Linked DNA regions of Homo sapiens: region 1 is linked to region 2. A link is a loop called in an ENCODE intact Hi-C map of the cell type or tissue named here. Cell type or tissue: K562. All regions are shown on one strand.

The links. Hi-C counts contacts between places; a loop is a spot of excess contacts. Peaks named below come from ENCODE experiments on the same cell type or tissue, not always from the same donor. Only the 100,000 strongest peaks of a DNase experiment are listed, where the experiment ranks them.
Region 1: a loop joins it to region 2, with 4 times the contacts of the local background. A loop is called at or near these places in 2 of 110 quality-filtered maps.

Annotation. Positions count from the first base shown.
Region 1 is chr3:98,035,025-98,043,024 of GRCh38, reverse strand. It overlaps GABRR3 (gamma-aminobutyric acid type A receptor subunit rho3), which reads left to right and starts at 7,710. Exons shown (of 10, transcript NM_001105580.3): 1 at 7,710-7,835. RefSeq lists an enhancer at 3,386-3,680. In K562, CTCF peaks have their summits at 3,236 (motif pointing left) and 3,530 (motif pointing left); no DNase peak of the experiment used is centred here.
Region 2 is chr3:98,989,787-98,997,786 of GRCh38, reverse strand. LINC00973 (long intergenic non-protein coding RNA 973) reads right to left here. Exons shown (of 3, transcript NR_186665.1): 3 at 1-17. Among named protein-coding and RNA genes, the nearest start is that of LINC00973, 79 kb to the right of the region's middle. In K562, CTCF peaks have their summits at 3,414 (motif pointing right) and 6,206 (motif pointing left); no DNase peak of the experiment used is centred here.

The DNA.
Region 1 (8,000 bases), 950 kb after region 2:
CCTACATATTTTGGACATTAACCTCCAACTTTATCATATGTATGGTTTGAAAATATTTCCTCCCATTCAGTAGGTTGCCTTTTTACTCTGTTGATTGTTTTCTTCACTGTACAGAGGTTTTTAGTTTGATGCAATCCCACTTGTCCATTTTTGCTTTCATTGCCTTTGCCTTTGGGGTCATATACAAAAATCTTTGCCAAGACCAATGTCAAGATTTTCCCCTATGTTTTCTTCTAAGAGCTTTATGATTTGGGGTCTTATGTTTAAATATGTAATCCATTTTGAGTTTATTTTGTGTAAGATGTGTGATAAAGGTCTAATTTCATTCTGTTGGTGGATATCCAGTTTTTCTAATACTACTCATTGAACAGACCGTTCTTTCCCCATTATGTGTTTGTGTCACCCTGTGGAAGATCAGTTAATCATATGGATCTGTTTCTAGCTCTATGTTCTGTTCCATTGGTATATATGTCTGTTTTATGTCAGTAATATACTGTCTTAATTACTATAGCTTTGTAGTATATTTTGAAATCAGGAAGTGTGATGCCTCCAGCTTTGTTCTTGCTCAGGATAGCTTTGGGGTCTTTGGTAGATTCATATGAATTTTAAAATGCTTTTCTATTTCTGTAAAGAATGCCACTGAGATTTTGATAGGGATTGCACTGAATCTGTAGAATTCTTTGGAAAATATGTGCATTTTCACAATATAAATTCTTCCCATCCAAGGTCAAAGGATGTCTTTTCATTTATCTGTTTCTTCTTTAATTCCATTCATCAGTTCTTTATAATTTTCAGATTTAGTCTTCATTGGTTGTATATATGTGTTTTCATTTTAATTAAGAATACTCATTAGTATTTCTTATATGGCAGGTCTAATGGTGATAAATTCTCTCATTTTTTTTCTCAAGGAAAGATTTTATCTTTCCTTCATTTTTATAGAATAATTTTTCTGGGAATGGTATTTTTGCTAACCAGTATGTTTTTTTTTCTTTCAGTACTACAAATATGTCATCTCACTCTCTCCAGGCCTGCAAGGTTTCTGCTGAGAAATCCACTAGTGGTATCACAGGGTTTTCTTTACATAGGATGAGTTGCTTCCCTTAAAAGTCTCTTTGTCCTTAACTTTTGACAATTTTATTACAATGTATCTCAGTATGTTCTCTTTTAAGTTGAACCTATTTGGAAACATTTGAGATTCTTGAATCTGGATTCACAATTTCCAAATCTTCCCCAAATTAGGAAGGTTTTAGTCATTATTATTTAAATTAGCTTTCTGCTCCCTTTTTCTGTCTGTTTTCCTTAAAATTCCATAATGCATTTATTGGTTTACTTGATGGTATTCCATAAATCCCATAGGCTTTCTTCACCCTTTTTCATTATTTTTTTCTTTTCTTCTCTGACTGGATAATTTTAAATGATCTCTCTTTGAATTTGCAGATTCTTCCGCTTAACTGTGTGCTGTTGAAACCCTCTTTTGCATTTTTCATTCCACTCATTGTATTCTTTAGCTCCAGAACTGCTCTTTGGTTCTTTTTAATGATTTTCATCTCTTTGTTCAACTTCTCATTTTTTTCATATATTATTTTCCTGATTCCACTAAGTTACCAATCTGTTATTTTGTAGCTTGCTGAGCTTGTTTAAAACAATTATTTTTAATTCTTTGTCAGGAAATTTGTAGATCTTCATTTCTTAGGGATTCATTAGTGGATTTTTTTGTATTCCTTTAGTGTTATCATGTTTTCTTGATTTTTCCAGTTCTTTGTAGCCTTGCTTTGATGTGTGTGTATTTGAACAAGGAGTTACCTCTTCCAGACCTTACAGATAGGCTTCAGTTGGGAAAGATCTTCACCACAGATGGGTACAAGGGTGCTGGTCAGATGGGGTGCAGCAGCTTCTACTCTAAGGTGGTGCATTGGTATGAAATTCTAACAGCTGCATCAGCTGAGGTCAGTGTCAGCAAATACTATGGGGGCACTTGATGGCAAAATTTGTGGGTGTCCATGGCAGCAGCAATAGTTTCTTGGGCCCTTCTGTTCTCCATTTCTCCCACAGATGGAGTCTTCTCTGAGAAATATGGGCATATTTCTCAATGGTACCAGGGCCCAGAAAGTAGGTGCATGCATAGCAGTGGCAGCACTGGAGCCCAGGGAGATATATTAATATTAGAGACAAAAAGGTCAGGTGGCAATGGAAATACAAAGGGCAGGAAAATGCAAAAGTAGCTCTGAAGCAAAAAACGAAGAAAGATTTTGAAAGGGAGTAATTAAAGATGACTCAAAATCTCAATCCTGGAAAACAGGGACCTTATTGGTAATCTTAATGAAATTCATAACATTGGAAGATCATACTACATTAATAAAGATGCATGAGATTGATAGCTGATATTAATTTTGTCAATTATGGTATCTTCAATGTATCAAACATTGTGCTAAACATACAGTCTCATAAATTCTGACTTTAACCTTAAAAGATAGGTCCTAGTATTATTCCTCTTAACTATATATAAAGTAACTGACTCAACAAAAAATCTTAGGTCATTTTCAATGTTCAGACAAGTAGTAAATGGAAGAATAGATGTTTGTACCCACAAAAACTGACACCAAATATCCCAATAAAGATTATCGCTATTGTCTCTTCTTAACCACTGTGTTTTATTGCTTCCTCAGGGGTCTCAAAAGTCACCTACATACATGTGCTTAATGAATACAGAAGAGGAAATTGAAGTCCAGGAAGTTTAAGAAACTTTTTAAAAATCATGCAGTAAGTACCATATCCAGTCCCAGAGCCATGTGCCCTAGTGTTTTATTTAGTGCCCTTTAGAAACTTTACTCATAACAGGTACTTCATTCTAATAGAAAGCTTATTTTTCTACAATGTTCACCTCTGTCTCTTACCGTTCCCACAAACAAAATGCTGTTCTTAGGTGTAGGTAAAAAGTGAAATCTTAAAAATAAATTAGTGTTCAATCAGAGAAACCAATAAACCTCATTAGTCAATTATTCGAGGTAAATAATTGCATTTTCCTCAATAACGGGGTGTGTGGGTTTTTTATCTGAATCATTTGGTATTATATCATTAATCTTTTCAGTTCATTCTGCCAGTATTGGTAAGTGAAAATTATTCACTACAAGTGCTGAATAATTTGCATTTACCAATACTACATAAGAAAGTTTTCCTAAGGAGGCAAATTCGAGACAATAGTAATTTGGATGAGAATGTGTATCCTATGCTTCCATCTAGTGGTGGTCTTGCGCTATTACACGATGATGAAGACTGCTTTGCTTTAGTGTCATCCTCTTGCCTGTAAAACAGAGCAAGATTCTTCAGGTGTCCTCACTCGTATCACAGCTGATTCTGTATGCCAGGAAGGATGTGATAAGAGACTGAAACAAGGGTCGTGGGGGGGACGATGGTCTACTGGGTATGAAAAAACGATGATCTACTGGTTATCTGGTAATTCTGGGAACTGGAGAGGAAACAGGATTTCTGAGTGAGAGCAGGGTTTTTTGGAAGGATAGCAAATGCCCCCTACTGGCTGCTCTAGGCATGGCCAGTTATATTTCCAATGCATCAAAGCAAAACAGTTACGCGCAATTTGATGACGGGGACAAACTCAGAGAAATGCGTTGTTAGGTGATTTCCTCATTGTGCAAACATTGTAGAGTATACTTACACAAAACTCTATGGTCTAGCCTACTGCACACCTATGCTATATGATATTACTCCTAGGCCACAAACCTATACAGCACGTTATTATACCAAATACTATAGGCAATTGTAACACAATGGTACGTATTTGTGTATCTAAACATGTATAAACATAGACAAAATAGAAAAGGTTCAGTTAAAATGCAGTATAAAAGATGAATTGTATAGGGCACTTACCATGAATGGAGTTAACAGGACTGAAAGTTGTTCTGGGTGAGTTAGTGAGTTGTTCTGGGTGACTGAGTGTGAAAGCCCAAGACATGACTGTACACTACTGTCAACTGTACACTTAGGCTATACTAAATTTATACAAAATATTTTTCTTTCTTCAATAATAAATTAACCTTAGCTTATTGGAGAACTGCAGTCATATATGTGGTCCATCACTGACCAAAACGTCGTTGTGCAGCACATGACTGTAAATATGAAAACTAAATTAGTTGATCACTTAACCTCTCTAGTCCTAGCTTCCTCTGCATAAAAGAGAGCAGGAGAGACATTAAATGTAGTCTAAATGATTTCCAAAAGTCTTTCCCTATTAAGATTTTATGACTCTACAATTTGCAAATCAAGATATTTTGCCTAGATGACATCCTGCAGACACAGTGGGAAATTTATAGAAGCTTGGAATTTGTTGTTGTTGCTGTTGTCAGATCCAGTCTAAATAAGACCTTAGCTTTTCTTTTGTTTTCTCTTTATAGGCAAAATAATGGCTACATACCCCAAGATTGGCGACACAGCCATCCTTTCCAAATTTTCTCTTTATGTCGCTGCCAAAGAAATAAAAACTGGCTGACTGACATCATCAGAGTGGAAGAAGAGTAAACAGGAGACAATTTATGCAAGGGAGAGCTTAAACTACTACGAAATTCTCCAGTGACCCTGTGATTCATTTTGTTTCCTGGTAGTTACCACTTTCTAGTTCTGACAGATGTGCTTTTCTGCTTTTTTTTTTTTTCTTAAGAAGCTTACTGAGCTTGCAAAGGGAAGCTCTAAAGGAATAAGGTTAAGGAGCTAACTCAGCATCAACAGAGGCAGATGCCTTCTTGTAATTGAACTAAAACCCTTAGACTTTCTGTAAGTCAACTCTCTCTAGTGTAAGCCATTGCCTTATTTTTATTTTTATGCAGACCATTTCCCACTTAAAATTCATCATCAAAAAACAAACTGCTTTTATTTCTTCCTTAATGTTTATAGCGATATAGATAGTCTAGCAAAGATTATTCAGTAAAGAGGTCAGACAGATTCTCATCATGATTCATCCCTGCGATGCAGAAGGAGACACCAGGGCATCCTAACATAATTTAAGTGACAGTGAGGAGGCATATGACTTGACAGATATTTCCGAAAAATAAGTGCCCCAAATAGCTCCACTGAGTCCTGTAAAGAGGACATCTTCTATTCCAGTGCTTCATTCCTTCAGATCAAAGACCACTTCGTGAAGTCTCCTCTTCAATCTTGCTTATTCTTTATCAGCTACCAATATTTCTTTGCGAACGTAAAAGTTTAGCAGTCATCAAAGGTTGTCTCAAGATGATAGGACACAGAATTTTGGTAAGGAGAATGTGCAAAGCACCAATTTGCCTATAAATGAGAATCTCACTGATTTACCTATGAATGAGAACTGGCTGTCATGGAGGAGTACTATTTTGGGAGAATGTAAGTATCGTGGTTTTCTTTTGTTTTGTTTTGTTTTGTTTTGTCTTGTTTTGTTTTAAAATGGGATCTGAGATCAAATAAGTTTGAGAGACACAGAATTCAGCAGAACAAAGCAGGCTTTTTTTTTTTCAACTGAAGCCTTGAACGTGTTAATATTCATTCATTATTTAAGAAATATTTACTAATACCAACTATACTTCAAAGATAATTATAAGTGTTTGGGATGCCTCAGGGAACAAAACAAAGATCACTTCCTTGCAGAGCTTACATTCTAGCCGGATAAGACAGATTATGAACAATAAACATAATGTAAATTATATAAAACATGCTAAGCAGGATGAAAGGTAGATTGGTAACACAGGTTGTAGGAGGAAAGAAAGAATACGGTATTTTTAAAAAGAGTGGTCAGGGTATACTTCATTCAATAGATGACATTTTAGCATACATTTGAATTTGTTAAGGGAGTTAGCCATATAGATATCCAGATGAACAATATGTCAGGCAAGGGTGACAACCAGTGCAAAGGCCCTGGGGTAAGAGTGTGACCCCTAACAGAGTAATAAAATGTATAATGTTTCCCAAACTCATTTAGTACATAACAATTTTTCACAAAATGCCTTCAGTGTAGCCAAGAAATACTTTGGGAAATGTTAGTGTAGATGTTGCTTACTAAGTGAAGAGGGGACGAGGTAATAGATAGTGCTAGGGCCGAGGGGTTGGTGCCCTGGATCTCGTAAGAGCACTGAGGTGGAATGTACTGAAACAAACTTTGACCACAGTGCGGTCTTCCAACAACCAAAGTGACAGTAGCTTAAGATGGGCAACTTTTCCTACATTTCTTCCATTGGCTCTTCAAAGAAGGCTTACTGGCTCCGAAATACCTGAAGAAAATGCTTCAACGTTTCTAAACATTACAGAAATTAAAATTACAATACTGATTGAATTACTTAACATTTAAAAGTCTGATAATACCAATGTTAAAAAATATTTTAAGAAATAAGAACTCTCATTCACTGCTAGTGGGGAAGTAAATTGGTACAAGCACTTTGATGAGCAATATGATTGTGCTTAGTAAATTTGAAGGTGTGAAAATTATTTGTCCTAGCCATTTTACTTTTAGGTATTTATCCTAAAGAAACACTTACACATGTGTACAAGAAAATATTTATAAGAATTTATTGCAGGATTGTTTATAATAGAAAAATAAGAAACAATGCCCATCAACAAAAATACGAATAAATGCAATGTTATGCATCCATACTGAAGTGCCATATAGCAGTTAAAATGAATTAACTAGAGGCACATTTATCAACATAATAAATCCCTAAGCATTAAGTTGAAAGAAAAAGTAGCTTTTAGTAGTAAAAGTAGAATATGACACCACTTATATAAAGTTTTAAAACATGCAGAAGTTTGTACATTATTTATAGATACATACATATACAATAATAGTATAACTGCATATGATTATAAACACTAAATCGAGCCTAAGAAGAGAAGCAAGGATTTATTACATCATTCTGTATATTTGTAATCTTTTATATTAAAATATATTTTAAAGAGAAAAGACATGCTTAAGAAACATAGGAGAAGGTTTTAATGCATGGGCTAAAAGAAGCCATAACCCAAACCAAAAGAAATAAGTATGATTAAGCAATTACACAAAATAGAAGGTGTCAAGGACACAAATCAATTTGAGGAAATTTAAGAATTTCTCTCACAACACTATATTTCTGGGAAGAAAATGGCTTTCTTCCTAAGTCCTAGTAAAAAGGTCAACCGTTGCTGTGTTGCTCACCTTGTGCTATTCCAGTTGAAGAAGATTAATTTCAATGACATGACCATTTATTGGTGCTTTGCATATGTGAAGTAGAAATATTTTCTTAAATATTTTCTCTAAGTATGCAAAGCACCTTTAGGAGAGTGTGTGGCTATAATTTAACAGTGACAGTGTGTGCTTTGCACACTGACCAGGATTAAGTTCATTTTTATTAACTGGGTTGCTTGCTATTAAATAAACCTTAAATTAAACCACTTTTGTTATCAATGAAATAAACCATCATCTTAAAATATGATTATTTACCTTAAAAAAAATAATTTTATTTTGTATTCATGCTAAGGCAGTCTGTATGGCATTTGGGGAGGAAAAGATTCTTTCTGGATTAAAAGGAGCCATAAGATAATGGAAAAGGTCTTCAAACGTGTAATTAAGATTAAATTAATCATCTTTTTTTCTCAATAAGCATATTATTTTGCTGAGTCACTAAGTATATTTAAATGATATTGCATTGGATTAAGAGGATTAATGCTTAACCTCACTTCTTTGTTTGCTTAGGACTGCCGCTGAGGGTTTACTGAGTATGGATTGAGCATCACACTAAAAACCTTCCCCGGAAAAAGGGACCAAAGGATGTAAACTGAAAATTTTAAAAATCTGCTTTGTTTTCCTCAAATTGCTGAAGATCCAGGTAGATATTTGCCTGTAAGTGCTGTGAGTCAATTTAATCTGCTAAAACAAAGTGCAGCATTGAAGACAATGTCTTTCTTTTTCCCCTAATGCATTTCCCCTGACATGCTGTTTGTTTTTTAAAAGACACATGAAGAAGAAACTGTGATCACAGTATTGGTTGCGT
Region 2 (8,000 bases):
TTGAAGGAGGAGAGTTTCTAGGAAAACAAAGTAAGACAAAAATTAATGGTTGAAGCAAGCTGAAAACCCAGTTTCTGAGTCCAGAGTATAACCAGCTGACAAGAGTTTATGTTGGGTTAAAAGCATTTTTAGATGGTGGAGTGAGGATGGCAGTGGAGAGCTGACAGATTTCCTGGCTTGCAGTTTGAATGTCTTTGGTGATGATACATGCATTAGTGCTGCAGTTTTGGTTATTTCTCAGAACAGAGCATGGAAACATCTAGCTTCAAATACAGGGCTTCTTTAGATAGTCCCAAGAAGAACATGGGCAATCAGGTTTTAGTTCTCAGTAATGCAAAGTCAGGAGTGTGGGAGAAAAATTGGAAATGTTCATTTGGAGATATGTAGCCAGATTTCAGAGGAAACTAGAAAAGTTGAGGAGGTTCCAGTCTAGTTTACAGATAGATAATAAAGTAGAAAGTAAAATGGAGTTACCAGGAGGCGAAAAATAGCTCTAAAACAATGAACACTCAGAAAAGTATGCTATAGCTTTCCATGAAAATACAAAATTTCTCACTACAATCACCCTCATTTTGATTAAAGATAACTAAAGTAAGGTTATTCTTGTCTTCAGAATAAGTCTGGTCTCATTAGATCTGGCATGATTGTTTACCTAGGTGCAGCAAGACTATAATTGACCACAAAGACCTTTTTAAGTTTGCTTTGCTGAAACTTTTCATAAGGAATCTCAGATTAGACTTCTAAAATCCTCTCAAGACTAGGAAACCAAGCCAAGACTTTGCCACCAGATTTTACCTTCAATACCTACCAATTTGGGTGAATCCCTCTCTCCTTGAAGTCCCCAAAATACTCTAAGTTTCCTAGGCCTGCCTGAATAAAAACTACATTACTCACATGGAATGCTGCAAACACTATAAGTTAGTTCCCAGGCTATTTTTTCTAGAAGGGCTTTTTAAGCATTGGTTCCGTAAAGTCAACCTTAACTCCTTAAATCTGTCTGGTCATATCTGATTCTATGCCTATTATTCTTAAATATAACATTCCAGTCAAAGCCTTGGTTAATACAACCAATGTTTCCAATTATGTCCTGGTAAAATAAAAAAGGTAGATTCTTATTGAACTTATGTAAATAATTATATTACCATGAAAATAAGAATATTCAAAAAGAGCTTTGGAATTCTGAAGGGATCAGGAAAGGGAAAAGATAAATGTTTCATTTCTGTTTACAAAAGTATAATATACTAAATCATTGTAATTTATGGATAGTTTAAGAGAAAAAAGAAAGGGGTTTCTTATATCCAAAAAATGGAGCATTAAAGAACTAACAATATTCCAAAGAAAAACCATTATCTTCTCTCACCAGTTCATTCAGTCCCATGTTATTAATTCTTATTCTACTCAGCCTTGAGTTAATAGTTTCATAAACCCATCAGCTTTTCAATAAAACTCTTGGGACTTACATATGATTCCAAGGAAGACAGGTAATGAATGAGATTAAATTTTCTGCTAAACAGGTGGCTGGGTCTCAGATTCAGAATATATTTGATTTAAAGAAACTAAAGCATGTTGATATGTTTTGTATCTCTGAGTATATGAAGTAAAGTTCATATCTGTTGTATTCAAGTTTCTTGAGGACAGAGGCTTTGTCTTACTTCTATTTTCTTAAAGCTGACGCTGGATAAGTGATTCAAAAATATTTGCTAAATGGAATTGAAAGAAAAAGTCAATGAACAAAATAAATATAAACTAAGAAACAAAGAAAATTGGATATTTTACATAGTTAAATAAAACTTCATCGGGGGGAAGACTTCTAACGATGGATCATCTCACATGTGCACTATCCAAATTCTTATCTAACTTCACTGTGTCATGTATGAGAGAAATAACAAGAAGAATCTAATCTAGAAACTTAGGAGTTGCAGAGAGAGCCTTACATCTGCCTGTTTTCTAAGGAAACTGATTGAGGAAAGAGGATCAAATAGAAAATTATTTTCTCCTGCAGGAGAAAAAATATACTGGAAGTTTACACTTTAAAGGACACCTTAAGGATTATCTGATTCAACTGTTTTATTGTCTTTAAGCTAGTTTGCAACTCTGTAAATTGAAAATAAATGGTAACAACACAAAAATAATTCTTGCCTATTGACATGCAAATTCCATCCTGTTCAATAAAAGTCCAATTGATTTCCCTTCCCCTCCTGTGGAAAAACCAATTTTGCCCCCACCTGCAAGTTCATTTTAATATTTCTGATTTATAAATGTGTCTGGTCTTCAGATTCTCTTCTGAGCCAGCTGTAACATCTCCCTGGTTCCCTCATTGGTAAATGAGTAGAATAAAATATTTACCGTCTGTTCATTTTTATTTCTTTGACAGTCATGAGTTTCACCTTTTTTGAAAATTAGTTTTTAAGACTTCCCAAAATAATATTAGTTTTAGGAGAAAGTAAATATTCAATTCAAAAAACACACATAGTTAAAAACAGAATCAAAAAGAGGACATTCAAGCTGTCAAAATAAATTAGGAGGTAAGCTTGGAATAATTATTAGTGTGTTAAGGATACAGGTAAATATTTATGCTCATAATACATCACCTAAGCCCATTGCAGTAGCAACAGCATTCAGGTAATACTCTAAAAGCCATCTATAAATACATTGTTTTAATTATTTACCCCATTGCCTTCATCAAAATGTAGAGGTGAGTCAAATCCCAAAGCCAATTTCCTTTTTCTCCCTGTATTTACATTTGTTTCTTTCTTTTTGCTAAATATCCATGCAAAAATCACACTAGTGTTAAAATGTGTACATGTTATAGGGCTCAGTTATCCTCTTTTGAGTCTATTAAGAAATCTCCTGTGGTCTACTTCCAGGTAAGGCACTATAACAGCCCAATTCCTCTAGGACTGTCTGAGTTAACCTTCCTCAGAAGAGAGAAATTTGTGGAATAGCTTCAGGTTACAAAAATCACAAGGATCTTATTATGCCAACTGAATTTGATGTGAGACACCTATTATTTCCAAACTCTATGGAATACAATTACACCATTAATTCTCTGGAGAGAAAGAGGAGAGTTTTCAGGGATAAGCATTAAAAGAGGTTCCCTTCTAAATTATAATTAATTGGGCTCTGAGGAAAGTAAACCACAAGCTGAGAGAGAGATGCTCATTTGGTGAAATAAATGCAGTTTCTCCCAGACACCAGAGCATTGTTTGGGAAAGGATATTTTAGAATTGAATATGTGAAAAAATAAGAAGAGGTAACACATCATTTCCACTGCAGTTTTGTTAGATTCTAAAAACTACACATTATGTGCAAGAGAACACCAAATGATTCCCCAGAACACAGACTCAAATGACAATCCTGGTTGATTACTTCTTTTCAAGCTACATTAACTGGTGATAAAAAAGTTACAGGCTTTCACCAGCAGAGGGAAATACTGTCCTAAGGAAAAACATGGAATCTCATGCCCATTTTTTCCATCTTAATTCTTCTGTGGTATAAGCAAGAAATGAATGCTTCTCCCTAGTTCTTCTCATTTTATGGCATGTTGAACAGCAGAGAATTTTCTATTCAATGCCTAGAGCATAATTGTTTTGAGGAAGGATGAAGGAGAATGCAGGAAGCTGTGAGATCAGAGAAGAGTCAACTGAGAGCTGTCAGGCTTTAGGAGACACATGAGGCTGAATTATAAAATAGTTCCATGTGCAAAGAGCTTTCCTTACATATTCATAACTCACTCCTCTCTCAAACCTCCAAATCCAAAGCTTATTCTGGAATATTGATGAGTCCTCATTGGCTCTTTTCTATGGGAGACTATTAGCCATCCTCAACCAACAGGAACTTCTAATGTATAGGCATTCAGGGAGTGTCCTTCAGGAACTATATATTTTTAAATGTCTAGCTGTTTTCCACTTAATATCTCCATAACCTTTTGGCTTTATTTTCCAAGGTTCCCAATTCTGCCAACAATTAAGAAGCTGATTTCATGAAGGGAAGCTATATCCTGCAGTTGAATTACACAGCAAGTGTCACAATCCTGAATGAAAAGGAGAATCTATGTTCCTGTGATACAGCAGGCCTAAGCATCCTCCTTCCAAACCAACTTTAAAGCCCCTTCTAGGGTCACAGCAAGCAGAGGTCACTATATGTCACAAGAAAAGAAGGTAGAGCATCTTCAGCAGAACACTGGGGTTGCACCCTTTGGTTAGAGAGAGATTGTGCAGTGCCACATTATACAGTTGTCTTCAGAGAAGAAAGAAAGAAAATTGGAGCAAGGAAGGCAGGCAGGCAGGCAAAATGGTACAGGTCACTGTGTAAGACACTTTGGCAATTTCTTTAAAACCTAAACATTCTTACCACAAGATCCAGTAATAATGCTCCTTGGTATTTATCCAAAAGAAGTTTAAAATTTTTGTCTATGCAAAAAAAGCACATAAATATTTATAGCAGTTTTATTCATAATTTCCCAAACTTGGAAACAACCAAGCTGTCCTTCAATAGGTGAATGGATAAAGAAACCGCGGTGCACATGGAATACTATGCAGCCATAAAAAAGAATGAAATCATGTCCTTTGTGGAAGCATGGATGGAGGTGGAAGCCATTATCCTAAGCAAATTAATGCAGGAACAGAAAACCAAATATCACATGTTCTGTCTTATAAGTCGGAGCTAAACATTGAGCACAGATGGACACAAAGAAGGGAAAAATAGATACTAGGTTCTACTTGAGGATGGAGGGTAGGAGGAGGGAGAGGATCAAAAAACTACTCAGGTACTATGTTCATTACATGGGTGATGAAATAATCTGTATACCAAACCCCCACAACATGCAATTTACCTATATAACAAACATGCACATGTACCCCTGAACCTAAAATAAAAGTTGGAAGTAAAAAAAATAAACTGTGGTACATCCAGATATGATGAATTATTTAGCAATAAAAAGAAATGAGGTGTGAAGACATGAAAATGCATGGAAGAACCTTAAACATATATTGCTAAGTAAAAGATGTCAATCTGAAAAGGCTATATTCCGTATCAATATAACCATATGACATTCTGGGAAAGGCAAAACTGAAGATAGTACAAAGATCAGTGGTTGTCAGGGGTTCAGGAGGTCAGAAGGAGGGACAAAATTTTTAGGGCAGTGAAACTATTCTGTAGGATACAGCAGTGACAGATACATTTGAAAAAACACAGAATGTACAACTGGGTGTAAACTATAGACTTTATTTCACAGTAATGCATTAATATTGGCTTATCAATTCTAACAGATATGTCACACTAATGAAAGATGTTAATAACAGAGGAAACTGAAGGGAGAGGGCAAGGGTCCTATTGAAATTATCTGTATTTTCTGCTCATTTTTCTGTTCATTTTTCTGTAAACCTAACTACAAAAAAATTAAGTCTACTATGAATGAAACAAACAAATGAAGAATATCAAGAAAGAGCTATGGGGTTGGAAACTCCTAGTAAAAAGGAAATGGTCTGACACCAGAATCTATTGAATATCTTCTCTGTTTTATTGTATATATTTATCATATAGATGTTCAGGTCCAATCAGGAGTCAGAAATCATATAGTGATTTAAACAGGGGAAGTTTAATATACAAAGTTATTAAACTATGGTCAAAGTGTAACTATAAAATATTTTTAAGGCTAAATATGCTACCGTAGGATGAGGAGAGCACTAAAGAAAGGCCAAATTTGGAACGTGTGACTTCTCCCCAAGTCTGGGTTGGAAAAAGTAAGATTGCAGCCCAGTGGACAGCAGAGAGGTTTCCTCTTTGCCTGGACCAGATCTTCTGCAGTCACTGAGCAAGCAGGAAACAACCCTCTGGGGCTCACGCTTTATACAGCCAGTGGCCAGCACGCTGGCAAGCAGAGTCAACCTTCCAGGCATGGTGAGAGTATAAGTGAGCTTCAGAAAGTGGTTAGAGACATAGGAGTAATAAGAAGAACAAATACCCTGAGGAGAAGAGGCCTAGAGTGCAGTGTTTCCTAGTGTCTCTGTCAATAAGGACCAGGAAATTGATCACCAGGTCAGGCAGGAGCTTCAAGGTTGTGTAGGGGCCAAATATTCTGGGCTTTTGGCTGGGACACAGCACAACCCTGTCTTCATCATCACACCACTAACTGACCCTACAATCACTGGAAGCAGCAGAAGATCCCCTTTTGCCTCCTATGTCCTTCTAGTGCCCTCTACTGAGGATGTTGAACATCATCCTCACTGTAAAGGAGATGCTTACAATAATTCCTTCCTTTATCACAGAACAAATATTGGAGAGTAAATTTGGAGCTAAGGGGCAATAAATTGATAACTGTCATATATGAATAAACTGTATGTAATTAAATACAGAATGTGAGTGCAATGATTCTCAAAAAAAATTTTTGTATTCCTAAAGTTCTAAGATTAAGAACCCTTCCAGGTATTTGTTAAATAAATTATTTGACTGGATTGACCCTCACTGCCCATTAAAATTAAGATTCTGGAGATCGTGCCGTTGCACTCTAGCCTGGGCAAGAAGAGCGAAATTCCACCTCAAAAAAAAAGATTTAAGATTCTGGAGTCTAGAGTGTGAAGTAAGCCCCATCACAGAAATCTAAGTGGGTGAGTCCCATTGTGCCTTCCCAGTATCTGATGTTATAGCAACACTGTGCTGAAGTTGTTAAAATCCAAGTCTGTTGGGAAAGTGAAGTCCATGATGATAGGTCTAAAAAATGTCTCAAATAGGAGAAGTTCAAAAGATTTCAAAGATGCTTTTGGCATTTATTTCTGGTTTGTTATAAGAATTGAATACTTTCCAAACATGAAGGGATAAAATGATTCAGGACTAAAGGCACCAATAAAATAACCTACTAAGGGAAAGTCTGCTAAGGTAGAACAGTAGCATGAGTGGTTAAGCAAGATTTTGGAACCAGACTCCTTGGATCGAAATCAGGGCTCTGCCACTTATTAGTGATGCAAGGTGCTTAACCTCTCTGTAAGTCAGTTTCCTCATTTTTAAGATGGAAATGGTAATCATTAAGGTGGCTCTTAGAGACATTGTGAGGTTAGATGAATAGATACATGTGAAGCATTCAGAACAGTGCCTAGCACAGAGTCCATGCGATATAAGCATGGCTATTCTTATTTTTAAACTTGTACATGTACTGTACAAATAGCAGGTAAAATCAAGGGAGGAATTTTAAAGAGTAAAATGAATACCATATTAAGAGATTGGAAAGAAGACTGTGAAACATGAAAAAAAAATTAGAAATTCCAAATCTCTAGACATTGTGAAGCATGAGACTTCTCCCATAAAAGGTAAGTGCAGATTTTTCAAGGGAGTCATGGCATCCCATACCTCCCACAAAATAAGAAAGGGCTCTAGTAGTTATGAAGAGTCTGCTATTCCCTCCGAAAAGTAAGGGTAGACATGGTAGTAGGTGGTTACTGAAGGGCATACCTTTCCTGGGGAAAGTAGTCATCTGCAGTTCTTATCAAATAACCCACCTCTTTCTCGGTCTCAATGATTGTATTATTTATACTCACTTCTGCTTATTACATGGATAACTTACATTCAGATGTTTTGCATCTAGAATTTAGATACTTTATGGTAAACACACTCATTTCTGAATATTTTCATTCAGTTTAACAATCCAGTTGTTTCCACTGGAAATTTCTTGGTGTATTCTCAACCATAATAAGATACTTTCCTACTTTGAACTTCTATTGAATGATAGCACAATTGCACATGCCGCTTGCAAAAAATAATTGGAGTTGGTCATGCTTGCTTTCTTAGGCAGCCTCATTTTCTAGGATGCAAATGGATGAAATACAGGTTCTGACCTTAATTTTCTCACTCCAGCATGCTTGAAATGATTTCATTGTCTCATGCTCCACTAGGACAATTCTATCAACTATTTTATTTCTTAATCTGTAAGGATATTAAGGTATAGTATTTTTTTCTAGTGTATGTCTGTGCATCTCTTTCTGTTCAAGTGTTTTGCGGTTTTCCAT